Regions from separate parts of the Homo sapiens genome. Here region 1 is linked to region 2. A link is a loop called in an ENCODE intact Hi-C map of the cell type or tissue named here. Cell type or tissue: gastrocnemius medialis. All regions are shown on one strand. Each heading gives the region's core, and the rest is flanking DNA. Links, peaks and the distances in the headings are about the cores only.

Region 1 (5,957 bases), core at 657-5,656, 740 kb before region 2:
GTCCCAGCTACTTGGGAGGCTGAGCCAGGAGAATGGCGTGAACCCGGGAGGCGGAGCTTGCAGTGAGCCGAGATGGCGCCACTGCACTCCAGCCTGGGCGACAGAGTGAGACTCTGTCTAAAAAAAAAAAAAAAAGAAAAGTACACTAAATGTACCAAATAAAAACCCACCTGATGTTAGCTAGTAGTTATATTAGCAGTAGTAACTTGGATCTTGTCACAACCCTACCTCCCTATCTGACCTAGTTTCACACCACCCTGCTCATTAGGCATTAGTGACTTGCCCTTTACCTACACAATAATCCTGTGGCTCTTGATGGGATGACCTGAGGGAGGAGGGCCTTAGGGCCTTCACACGTGCTGTTCCCTCCTGAAATGTTCTCCCTGCCCTTCCCTCCTGGGCTTGGCTAATTTCTCATCTTTTTGCTTTAGCTCAAATATCACTTACTTCACCTCCCTAATCAAAATTAAAGTCTACAGAGTCCACAGGTGTACTCCCTTCATAGCACCAGCAGTACTATTTAGTTACTTCATACCAGGTGGAATTGTTCACAGAGTCTTCATTCAAATTACACTGACATCTGTTTTTATGGGTCAGTGCTTAAGCTGTGTGCACTGCGAAACATTTTGAATATCATCCTTGCGTGGAATCTGTTATTTTCCTTTAAAGCTATTATCATGATCAGTTTTCATATATAGGCTGGGCATGGTGGTTCAAGCCTGTAATCCCAGCACTTTGGGAGGCTGGGGTGGGTAGATCACTTGAGGTCAGGAGTTCGAGACCAGCCTGGCCAACATGGTGAAACCCTGTCTCTACTAAAAAAAAATACAGTCCGAGCACAGTGGCTTGCACCTGTTATCCCAGCACTGTGGGAGGCCGAGGCAGGTGGATCACCTGAGGTCAGGAGTTTGAGACCAGCCTGACCAACATGGTTAAAGCCTGTCTCTACTAAAAAATACAAAAATTAGCCGAGCGTGGTGGCACGCACCTGTAGGCCCAGCTACTCGGGAAGCTGAGGCAGGAGAATTGCTTGAACCTGGGAGGTGGAGGTTGCAGTGAGCCGAAATCGCACCACTGTACTCCAACCTGGGCGACAGAGCAAGACTCCATCTCAAAAAAAAAAAAAAAAAATTATCCGGGCGTGGTGGCGGGTGCCTGTAATCCCAGCTACTCGGGAGGCTGAGAAAGGAGAATCGCTTGAATACAAGATGGTGGAGGTTGCAGTGAGCCGAGAGCATACCACTCCAGCCTCCAGCCTGGGTAACAGAGTAAGACTGTCTCAAAAAAAACCAAAAATTCATATATATAGACAGACATATAAATACATATATGGATATTAGAGAGAGAGAGGCAGACAGGGAGAGGGAGAGAGAGAAAGTGTGAGAGAGCTTTTTTCTCTGTATCTTTCATGATTATAGGAATATGCTGTGCTCATCAAGATATACCCAATTGTGGCTGTGCACCGTGGCTCACACCTGTAATCCTTGCACTTTGGGGGGCCAAGGAGGGCGGATCACCTGAGGTCAGGAGTTCCAGACCAGCCTAGCCAACATGATGGAATCCCATCTCCAGAAAAACAAAAATACAAAAATTAGCCGGGCATGATGGCGGGTGCCTGTAATCGCAGCTACTTGGGAGGCTGAGGTGGGAGAATAGCTTGAACACAGGAAGCAGAGGTTGCAGTGAGCCGAGATCACGCCAATGCACTCCAGCTTGGGTGTCTCTTATTAACTGTTTATTTATTATTTATTTTGAGATGGAGTCTGGCTCTGTCGCCCAGGCTGGAGGGCAGTGGCGTGATCTCGGCTCACTGCAAGCTGCTGCTCCTGGGTTCACACGGTTCTCCGGCCTCAGCCTCTCAAGTAGCTGGGACTACAGGCGCCTGCCACCACACCCAGCTATTTTTTTTTTTTGTATTTTTAGTAGAGACGGGGTTTTACCGTGTTAGCCAGGATGGTCTCGATGTCCTGACCTCGTGATCCACCCGCCTCTGCCTCCCAAAGTGCTGGGATTACAGGCGTGAGCCACCTTGCCCAGCCTTTCTTATTAACTCTTTTTTTTTTGAGATGCAGTCTCGCTCTGTCGCCCAGGCTAGAGTGCAGTGGTGCGATCTCGGCTCACTGCAAGCTCCATCTACCGGGTTCACGCCATTCTCCTGCCTCAGCCTCCTGAGTAGCTGGGACTACAGGCGCCCGCCACCACGCCCGGCTAATTCTTATTAACTTTTTTTTTAGACGGGATCTCGCACTGTCGCCTGGGCTGGAGTGCAATGGCGCGATCTCGGCTCACTGCAACTTCCGCCTCCCGGGTTCAAGCGATTCTCCTGCCTCAGCCTCCCAAGTAGCTGGAATTACAGGCGCGCCACCACGCCCGGCTAATTTTTTGTATTTTTAGGGTTTTCACCATTGTTGGTCAGGCTGCTGGTCTCGAACTCCTGACCTTCTGATCTGCCCACCTCAGCCTCCCAAAGTGCTGGGATTACAGGCGTGAGCCACCACGCCCGGCCCTCCAGGGTCTTAATACAAAACCGGGTGGCTGGTGGCGATGGTACAGTAAGAAAAGCTCCAGAGGGGAAAAGCGAATATGTGAATTATCTAATCTCAGCCACTGATCCAACTCCATAGTCTGTGACTTTTGGAGTCCTCCAATACTTCCAAGCTGCATGTTCACATTTAAAGTTTCTGGGGGAAAACGAACAGGGTAGAGTTTTAGGAAATACCAGATGTTGCTGCGATTTTCTACAGTGAAGGGGCGTGGAAGGGGACAATGGGAGTAGAAGCGGGTTTCTGAAGTTGTGTTTGTACTTGATTTTAAGCGAGCTGTGAACAACTCGTGTCCAAATAAGTGGCTGAGAGGTGGTCCTAAGTAAGCACAAGTTTAGTAGTAGAGTACTCGTAACACAGAACTGGCTGAAACCCCGCCCTCTTGTCTACGGGCGTTCTTTCAGGGCGACTTTGTCAGTACCCCAAACTGTCCCCGCATGAGGTCACTCTGCACGGTCACGTGCTCGAGCCCGCGGGAGCGCCACATCGCCAGCCGCACCCCTCCACCCCCAACCTGCCCACGTGACCCGGCCTAGTTTCTCCAGGCCCGTCCCTACGTCTCACTCGGGAAGCCCCGCCCCACGCTGAGCGCTCCGCCTGCGACCCTCCGCCACTTACCCACCCCGGCTCAAGCACGACCCGTGGATCCACGTGCTTTTTCTTGTCCAATGGGAGCCGGCTCCCGGGCGCGAAGGGGCGGGGAGGAAAGGAACGACTGTGCTACGTTGCCAGAAGGGGCGGGACCTGCAACGTCCGACAGAACGAGGGGACGTAACGGAGGCAGGTTGGAGCCGCTGCCGTCGCCATGACCCGTGAGCACCGAGCCCCCTTCTCCTTGCCCTTTTCTTTCCGTTCACCCTAAACACCACCGGCGAGGCGCCGGCTTTGACCTTCCGTAGCTTCCCTAGCAAGGCGTTTCTCTGGGCGCGCTCTGTGGCCACCCTCACACTCGGTGCCCGGAAATCGAGCCCTTTGCCCACGGCTACTTCACGGGACCACCCTCCCGGGTTAGGCATAGGCCCTCCCGGATCTTCCGCGGTGTAAGGAGAAGGCCAGCGCCCCTGTGATAGGCCCAGAGCCCCCACTCCACAAGCCAGCCCATCCCCCACGGAGACCCAAACCGTCCACACACACCTTGCCAGCTGTTTGGGCCCCACGCCGCCCCAAAACACGCCTCCAGCTGGCCCCTTGGGACCTCCCTTCTCTAGTCCGTATTTTGACCTGGCCCGTGGCAGATTCGCCACTCCCCCCTACCCCAAGCAGCCTGGGCCTCGATGGGCCGTTGTCGGGGCCCGGAGATTGAAGTGGTGTTGGATCCTGCTGCTGGCCGCGCTGGGGTAGAAGGGTCGCCGGTGTGTGGGCAGAGCGGCCCCCGCGTCTCACCTTTAATTTTCTTTCCTTAGGCGGTAACCAGCGTGAGCTCGCCCGCCAGAAGAATATGAAAAAGCAGAGCGACTCGGTTAAGGGAAAGCGCCGAGATGACGGGCTTTCTGCTGCCGCCCGCAAGCAGAGGTAGCCCCAGGGAGGGGAGGGAAAGGGACGGTGGAGACCTGGGTTAGACCAAGGGTTATAGAAGGAAAGAGAGCTACCTCAGGGCTTGAATGTGGACTAGTCGTGAGGAGCAGAGTGCATTGCTTCCTCTAGGGTTTTATTTCCTCCCCACCCTCCAAATTGTTAGCTCACAGCCTTACAGGAAAGGACGGGGGCGGGCGCCTGCCCTCAGTCTGATTTCTGAGCGTCCCTGGGTCTGACCTTAAGGGCAAGGGCAGGGAGCTTCACATTTCAAATACAGTTGTGGTTACGGCAGCCCAGTACTTTTGGCCCTCCTTGCTGTTCGGTTCTCCTCCCTTCTCCCAACCTCCTCACTGGTGTTGCTGGGTGTGGTCCTCAATACAGAATAGAGACCCTTGGGCCTGTGTCACCAGACTTCTGACCCCTTGGGCAACAGCCAGATGGAGACTGGTCGCCTTTTGAGCCTCAGCTCTCTTCCTCTTGTTCTCCTAGGGTGGGAGTACAGCAGCCAAACGCTGAACTTAGTCCCATCCACTTCCATCTTATCCTTTGTGCCCTTCATCCCCCTGCATCTTGTCCTTTTTGCCCTCTGGTACCTCCCAGTGCCCCATCATCTCTACCCCCAGGGACTCGGAGATCATGCAGCAGAAGCAGAAAAAGGCAAACGAGAAGAAGGAGGAACCCAAGTAGCTTTGTGGCTTCGTGTCCAACCCTCTTGCCCTTCGCCTGTGTGCCTGGAGCCAGTCCCACCACGCTCGCGTTTCCTCCTGTAGTGCTCACAGGTCCCAGCACCGATGGCATTCCCTTTGCCCTGAGTCTGCAGCGGGTCCCTTTTGTGCTTCCTTCCCCTCAGGTAGCCTCTCTCCCCCTGGGCCACTCCCGGGGGTGAGGGGGTTACCCCTTCCCAGTGTTTTTTATTCCTGTGGGGCTCACCCCAAAGTATTAAAAGTAGCTTTGTAATTCCTTGAGCGCCTGGTTTGACTGGGGACTTGGGGGGATGGGGTTGGAAGAATGACTGCCCTTTCCCACCAAAAAAGGGAGAACTCTTTAGATTCAGATTGTGGGTATGTAGACTTAATAAGTGAAACATCACAGAAGAAGCCTTTATTATACAATGACAACCAAACAAGTACTCCGGATATGCAGTAGAGGAATCCTCTAAGAACCATAGAGACTTCTTTTCTGTGATTTTTGTTCCCCACCCTTGAACACCATCTCTAGGATGGAGTTGGCCTAAGAGTGAATGCTGCAAGATCTGTGTTTATGCCTCTTTTCCTCATTCTTCCTCAGTTTGTTCGTCTGCTTGAAAGTTGGCCAAAAAATCCTGCTGCTCACCGACTTCCCGTGGTCAGCTGCTGTCAAGCGTTCACTTTCTCTTCTGTCATTCCTCATGGAATGAGGGTGGTTTTGTCTTCCCGCTTCCCTTGACCTCAAAATCAGGATTAAAACCTGGGGTAGCCTCTGTGCTCCTTTCTTCTATGCCCTGGTTTGTTCTGTGGTTCTGGGCTTCTTATATCCGTGTGCCCAGGGCTGAACTCCTTATTTTCCTTTCTCCAAGGGCAGAGCCGAGTCTTCAGTCCCTGTTGGTCTTTCCCCACCCCCACTTCCAGCCCAAGAGCCAGGAAAGGGCTGGTGCCACACTGTCTGCTGGGATCAGCGGTGGTTCTTTGAGCTGCTGATTTGGGTGTTAGGCTCTTGAGCTGGGATGCAGATGTAACAGTAGCTCCAGTGAGTCAGACACTCTGCCCAGCACATTAGACTGTGTTTGACCACTTCTTCCAGTTCATAGTATTGACTTCAGCCCAAACGGAGATAACTCCCTGTGTGTCCTTGAGGTATTGAGCTGGGCTGGACAGCTCCCCTTGAGCCAACTCTAGGAGTACAATGTCAGGGGAACCCCAG
Region 2 (5,957 bases), core at 693-5,692:
CCCGAGTAGCTGGTATTACGGTGCCCGCCAACATGCCCAGCTAATTTTTTTTTTATTTTTAGTAGAGATGGGGTTTGCCACATTGGCCAGGCTGGTCTTGAACTCCTGACCTCAGGTGATCCGCCCGCCTCAGCCTCCTAAAGTGCTGGGATTACAGGCGTGAGCCACTGTGCCCAGCATTTTTTTTTGTTGTTTGTTTTCAGATGGAGTCTCTCCCAGGCTGGAGTGGAGTAGCACAATCTCGGCTCACTGCAACCTCTGTTTCCTGGGTTCAAGCAATTTTCCTGCTTTAGCCTCCTGAGGAGCTGGGGTTACAGGCATGTGCCACCACGCCCGGCTAATTTTTGTATTTTTAGTGGTCTTGGGGTTTCATCATGTTGGCCAGGCTGGTCTTGAATTACTTCAAATGATCTGCCTGCCTCAGCCTCCCTAAGTGCTGGGATTACAGGCGTGAGCCCGTAATAGGCGTGCCTAACCAGTTTTCAGGTTTTTGACTTAAGCAACTAGATAAGTGTCACTCAATATCCAAAGGCATCGTCTATCTATTTCTCCCTTCCCCTCCTCCTTCATATCTAGTCAGACACTATATTAGTACGGGTTCTCCAGAGAAACAGAATCAATAGGATGTGTATATGCAGAAAGAGATTTATTTTAAGGAATTGGCTCACATTATTCTGGGAGCTGGCAAGTCTGAAATCTGCAGGGCAGACAAACAGCCTGGAGACCCAGGGAGATTTGACGCTGCAGTCTGGAGGCTGAATTGCTTCTTCTTAAGGGTCTCGTTTTAATTTGAACTGACCGGATGCGGCCCACCCTCATTATAGAGGGTAATGTACTTTAATCAAAGTCTGCTGATTTAAATGTTAATCACATCTAACAAATACAATTCATAGCAACAACTAGACTAGTGTTTGACCAAAAACTGAGTAACATGGGTAGCATCGCCTAGCCAAGTTGATAGATAAAATTAACCATTAAAGTCACTAAGTTCCATTGACAATGACCTTTAAATATTTCTCAAGTTGGTTTCTTCTTCTCCATTGCCATTGCCTTAATTTAGGCTTGTGTTCTCGTTTAATTAATTCATAAAATACTTACGTATTAGGCATTATGCCAAATGTTGGAGATACAATTGTGAGTAAGATTGTGTCCTTAGGGACTTACATTCCACCCTTTTCCTGACTTCTTTCTTGCCTCCTTCCAATCCACATTTTTTTTTTTTTTTGGTCTTGTCACTTTGATGCCCAGGCTGGAGTGTAGTGGCCAGAACGTGGCTCACTGCAGCCTCAACTGCCTCAGCTTCCTGAGTAGCTGGGACCACAGGACCACAGGTGCACACCACTATGCCTGGATATATATATTTTTTTGTAAAGATGGGGTCTCACCATGTTGGCCAGGTTGGTCTCGAACTCCTGGGCTCAAGCGATCCTCCCGCTTTGGCCTCCCACAGTGCCGGGATTACAGACGTTGAGCCACCGTGTCCGGCCCTGATCCACCTTTATAAATGGCTGTCTGTAGATCATGGCCTCTCACATTTTAACTGGGCTGTAGAATATGTATTGAAGGATCATCTTTATAAAATGTTTATTTGTAGACTCTGAAAAGATAACACCAGAAAGGGGGAACAATGGTTACCACTAGAAAGAACGGAGCGGAGCAGCTGATCGTTGTATCTACCTTTTTTGTTTTTTTTTTTTTTTTGAGACGGGTCTAACTGTCGCCCAGGCTGGAGAGCCGTGGCGCGATCTCGGCTCACTGTTGCAACCTCCGCCTCCCGGGTTCAAGCGATTCTCCTGCCTCAGCCTCCCTAGTAGTGGGGATTACAGGCGCCCGCCACCACGCCCAGGTGATTTTTGTATTTTTAGTAGAGGTGGGGTTTTACCATGTTGGCCAGGCTGGTCTCGAACTCCTGACAGCAAATGATCCGCCCATCTCGGCCTCCCAAAATGCTGGGATTACAGGCGTGAGCCACCGCGTCCTGCCCACGTATCTACCTTTTTATCACATGAATGTTGTACCAAGTTCGCGTATTACATATTTGAAAATAAATTGCGAAAATAACAAAAACAAAATCCATCTACTGGCTAGCTCTTTAAAATCCTGCGGGGGAGCCCAGTGGCCCAACGGCGAAGTTTAGCCCATCTTGCCCTTTCTGGTCAGTGTACCTGTTCCATTTATCTCTGACTGCGCCACTCAGTCAGGTGAGGGACCACTGGAGTTTTCTACCGGAAATGCACTTCAGCAAATGCCACTTGCTCTCTCCAACTTCAGTTTCAACCAGCGCCTACCTCAGGAAGCCTTCCTTCATCCTCCGGCCCCCGCCGCCGCTAAGGTTATCCTTTTACATTCAACCTCATAATGCTGCTTTTTGTGGCAGTCATCACAGTGTCGAAATTTGTTTACATGTCCATCTTTGCTACTTGATGGAGGGCAAAGATACACCTCATACCTAGCATAGACCCCAGGAGGTCCGAAATTGTTCTGCGAAAGAAAAAAAAATCAATGTGCTGGCCTCAAAGGGGCTCACAGGAAGGGAAAAGCCTCGAAGACTAAGGCTCTCTTCGATTCCTTCGTGACTAACTCGAGGCAAACATGCCAGGAACGCGGCTCTCCCCACCCGCTCCTGCATCTGCGCCCGGGGATCGCCGGATTCCAGAGGGGTCCCCTCCACCTAGCGCGCGACGACTCCCTCTGGGGTCCCGGAAGCCCGGCCACCGACCCCACAGGCGGGCGTGGCCTCAGAGCCCTCTTCTGAGCACGGCGTGGGTATCCGCAGGCGGCCATGGACGGTGATCACAGTGACCAGAGGGACAGCGCACCCTCCGGTCGAAGCGGGGTAGGCGTTGGCAGGGGAGGGGCGACGAAGACTGGCGAGGTTCAGGCGCCAGCCAAAGAACCACTCTGCTAACTTCCTGGCACTTACGTTTCCTACCCGGGGCCCAGAGTCGGGCGGCGGTCTTCCAGCACCACGAACTCCAGTACTGGTCTGCGTTGTAGGGAGCTGGAAGCCCGACCCAGCACTCCTCAGCCCCCTGTGCCCCTCCCTCTGCTCTTTCCGCCCCTCCCTCCGCCCCCCTCCGCCCCCCCCTCCGCCTCTCCCTCAGCCCCGCAGCGCCACCGACCGCGTTCCCCGCCCACTTCTTACCCGCGCGCGTCGCCGCCGCCGCCTGAGGGGGCGTGGCCTCGGCTCGGCGCACAGTCAGCCACGGTCCCATCCTGCTCCGCGCCGGTCAACGAGAGCAAACCCAGTGACTCACCTCCGCCGTGCTAACTCCTCGCTAGCTCTCCCTCTCACACACGCTCACACCCGGCTCGAGATGGCGGCGGCGGCGGCGGCGGCGGGGGACTCGGACTCCTGGGGTGAGGAGAAGTTGCTGGGGCAGGGCCCGGGCCGGCGCCGGCCCCACGCAGTGGCAGGCACTAACACGGCTCGCTTTCTTCCGTAGACGCCGACGCTTTCTCCGTGGAAGACCCAGTGCGGAAGGTGGGGGGCGGCGGCACTGCCGGCGGGGACCGCTGGGAAGGCGAGGACGAGGACGAGGACGTCAAGGTGGGTGCGGGCTAGGGCGCCGGGCAGCGCGGAAGCGGGCTGGCGCTGTTGCCGGCCGACTCTGGGCCCCGGGTCGCTGCCGGGGCCTGCGGGCCGTGGGTCCAGGCGCGAGCATAGGGCCTGGCGGTGCTCTCTTCCCCTCCGCTTGCCGGCCATGTGTGGGCCGAAGACTGGCAGCGTGGCCTCCCGGACTCCCTCGCCGGTTGAGAGTCTGCTCTCCGGCGTGGATCCCACCCGCCGGCTGGCGACGAAAGGTGACAGCATCGGCCGGGTCGGCCCACGTGCAAGCTTCGCGGTCCGGAGCCTCTCGCAGGAATGAGACCGGGAAGTTGGGAATTGAGCCTTGTAGCTTATCCATATGGAAAGCCTTGAGACTCGCCTGTCTTTTCGAGCTCAAGTCAGCCCAGGGCCAGTAACTCATTTATGACCCTGAGGTCTACTTATACAGTTTGTTCGAGGGATTAGATGAGTGAAATATTGTAGTTGAATTTCAACCTTTTTTTCCCACACGAGACAGCTAGAAACAGTAAAGGGAAATAACTTTTGGCTCTCCCTTCCCCCACCCTGTGGTAAAAAGAATGAACTGACCACTGAGATAGCCCGCAGTTAGTGGACAGAAACCCAGGTAGTTCACACCGTGACCTGAGAAATGGAGAGACGACAGTTACTCAACTACACACATACGACACCTAAGGAAATATTGAAGATTTGGTGGTGGTTGTAGATGACGGGCCCGTGGTTTTTTGTTGTTGTTGTTGTTTTGTCTGTGCCTTGTAGATAATCATTTTTACCTCAGTCGTTTGATTTTGAAAACTCCGAAGGGTTCATTATACAGCTGTAAGTGACATTTACTTCTACATGGTTTTTTTTTTTTTTTACAGTAGTTACAGAAGTCTCAAATCCAAAATGTTAAGACTCTTATTAACAAAGTTCTCAAAATCTTGTTATATTTGTGCAGATAAAGTTTTGTGTGAAATGGAAAATGATTTTTTTTTGTGGTTTTGCCTAATTTAGTGAATTTCTCCTAATTTATAAACACAAACGGAGAACCCTATAAATCCTGCCTGGGCTGAAAAGTTTAAGCTAGATAATCACTATGAACTTAATAGGAATGTTGTTTTGAGTTTTTCTGTTCTCTCCCCAGTCCGATGAGGTTGGATGTGTGGATGTCCGATTTACTGACAGCCTGAGGTTCAAGAATGTTGTGAGCTTTGCACACATTGAAGTTAATAAATCGACTGGTTATTGTTTGAAGACACTCAGATGCTTTATTTACATGTTGTAGAAACATGGGACTAGATTTTGTTACCAGCCGCATTACAAGATATTAGTTACCCCTCTACATTGTAGCAGATTTTCAGTTTTGAGCCTTGGGTTCATATTGGTCCTTTCATTTTTTTCCATGCATATAGGAAGTGGCAGTTAAGACATCTGTTATGAAATTTGGGAATAAATTAACAAATGCAGAGAAAAGATTAGAGATATTAGGAAAGAAGTTGCAGAAAATGAAGTTTTAATGGATAGTCTAGACTAATGTCATGGAATAACTTCCTTGGGATTAAGGGATCTAAATGGTATCGATCTTGATGAATATAATTCTTTTTTTTTTTTTTTTTGAGATGGAGTTTCGCTCTTGTTGCCCAGGCTGGAGTGCAATGGCGCGATCTTGGCTCACTGCAACCTCCACCTCCTGGGTTCAAGTGATTCTCCTGCTTCAGCCTCCCAAGTAGCTGGGATTACAGGCACGCACCACCACGCCTGGCTAATTTTGTATTTTTAGTAGAGACGGGGTTTCGCCATGTTGCCCAGGCTGGTCTTGAACTTCTGACCTCAGGTGATTCTCCTGCCTTAGCCTCCCAAAGTGCTGGAATTATAGGCGTGAGCTACCGTACCCAGCCTCTGATGAATATAATTCTGATCACTTGGAACAAGTTTTGGATATTTACAAGTTGTAAGGGACCACAAAGATTATCTTGTCCAGTTGCTCTTTTTTTTTTGGAAATGGAGTCTCGCTCTGTCACCCAGGCTGGAGTGCAGTGGCACAATCTCCGCTCACTGCAAGCTCCGCCTCCCAGGTTCACTCCATTCTCCTGCCTCAGCCTCCCGAGGACTACAGGTGCCCACCACCACGCCCGGCTAATTTTTTCTATTTTTAGTAGAGACGGGGTTTCACCGTGTTAGCCAGGATGGTCTCAATCTCCTGACCTTGTGATCTGCCCGCCTTGGCCTCCCAAAGTGCTGGGATTACAGGCGTGAGCCACCACACCCGGCCCCAGTTGCTGTTTTAGTGCTAAATTTCTTTTTCTTTTTTTTTTTTTTTTTTAACTTAAAGCAATCTATCTATTCATCTAATTTTTTGAGAGAAGGTCTCACCCCGTTTCCCAGGCTGGAGTGCAGTGGCACGATC

Evidence for each region. Peaks named below come from ENCODE experiments on the same cell type or tissue, not always from the same donor. Only the 100,000 strongest peaks of a DNase experiment are listed, where the experiment ranks them.
Region 1: it touches region 2 in a loop (2.7-fold over the local background); 2 of 110 quality-filtered maps call a loop at or near these places.

The regions. Positions count from the first base shown.
Region 1 is chr15:43,789,029-43,794,985 of GRCh38, forward strand. SERF2 (small EDRK-rich factor 2) reads left to right here and starts at 3,292. Exons shown (of 3, transcript NM_001018108.4): 1 at 3,292-3,355; 2 at 3,947-4,055; 3 at 4,682-5,957. The coding sequence starts at 3,349. The coding sequence ends at 4,745. It overlaps SERINC4 (serine incorporator 4), which reads right to left. Exons shown (of 12, transcript NM_001258031.2): 12 at 5,134-5,957. It overlaps SERF2-C15ORF63 (SERF2-C15orf63 readthrough), which reads left to right and starts at 2,948. Exons shown (of 6, transcript NR_037673.1): 1 at 2,948-3,355; 2 at 3,947-4,055. MIR1282 (microRNA 1282) reads right to left here and starts at 4,731; the gene lies at 4,631-4,731. RefSeq lists enhancers at 1-494, 297-386, 2,787-3,986, 3,775-4,104, 4,440-5,293 and a silencer at 2,975-3,054. In gastrocnemius medialis, for the core only: no CTCF peak of the experiment used is centred there; DNase peaks (open chromatin) are centred at 3,153, 3,693, 3,965 and 4,239; H3K4me3 peaks cover 2,806 bases; H3K27ac peaks cover 3,427 bases.
Region 2 is chr15:44,533,878-44,539,834 of GRCh38, forward strand. EIF3J (eukaryotic translation initiation factor 3 subunit J) reads left to right here and starts at 3,270. Exons shown (of 8, transcript NM_003758.4): 1 at 3,270-3,360; 2 at 3,447-3,550. The coding sequence starts at 3,318. EIF3J-DT (EIF3J divergent transcript) reads right to left here and starts at 3,046. Exons shown (of 2, transcript NR_034170.1): 1 at 2,166-3,046; 2 at 628-1,597. RefSeq lists enhancers at 1,938-2,725, 2,413-2,862 and silencers at 3,033-3,202, 3,393-3,702, 3,723-3,772. In gastrocnemius medialis, for the core only: a CTCF peak has its summit at 2,831; DNase peaks (open chromatin) are centred at 2,302, 3,234 and 3,846; H3K4me3 peaks cover 3,152 bases; H3K27ac peaks cover 3,671 bases.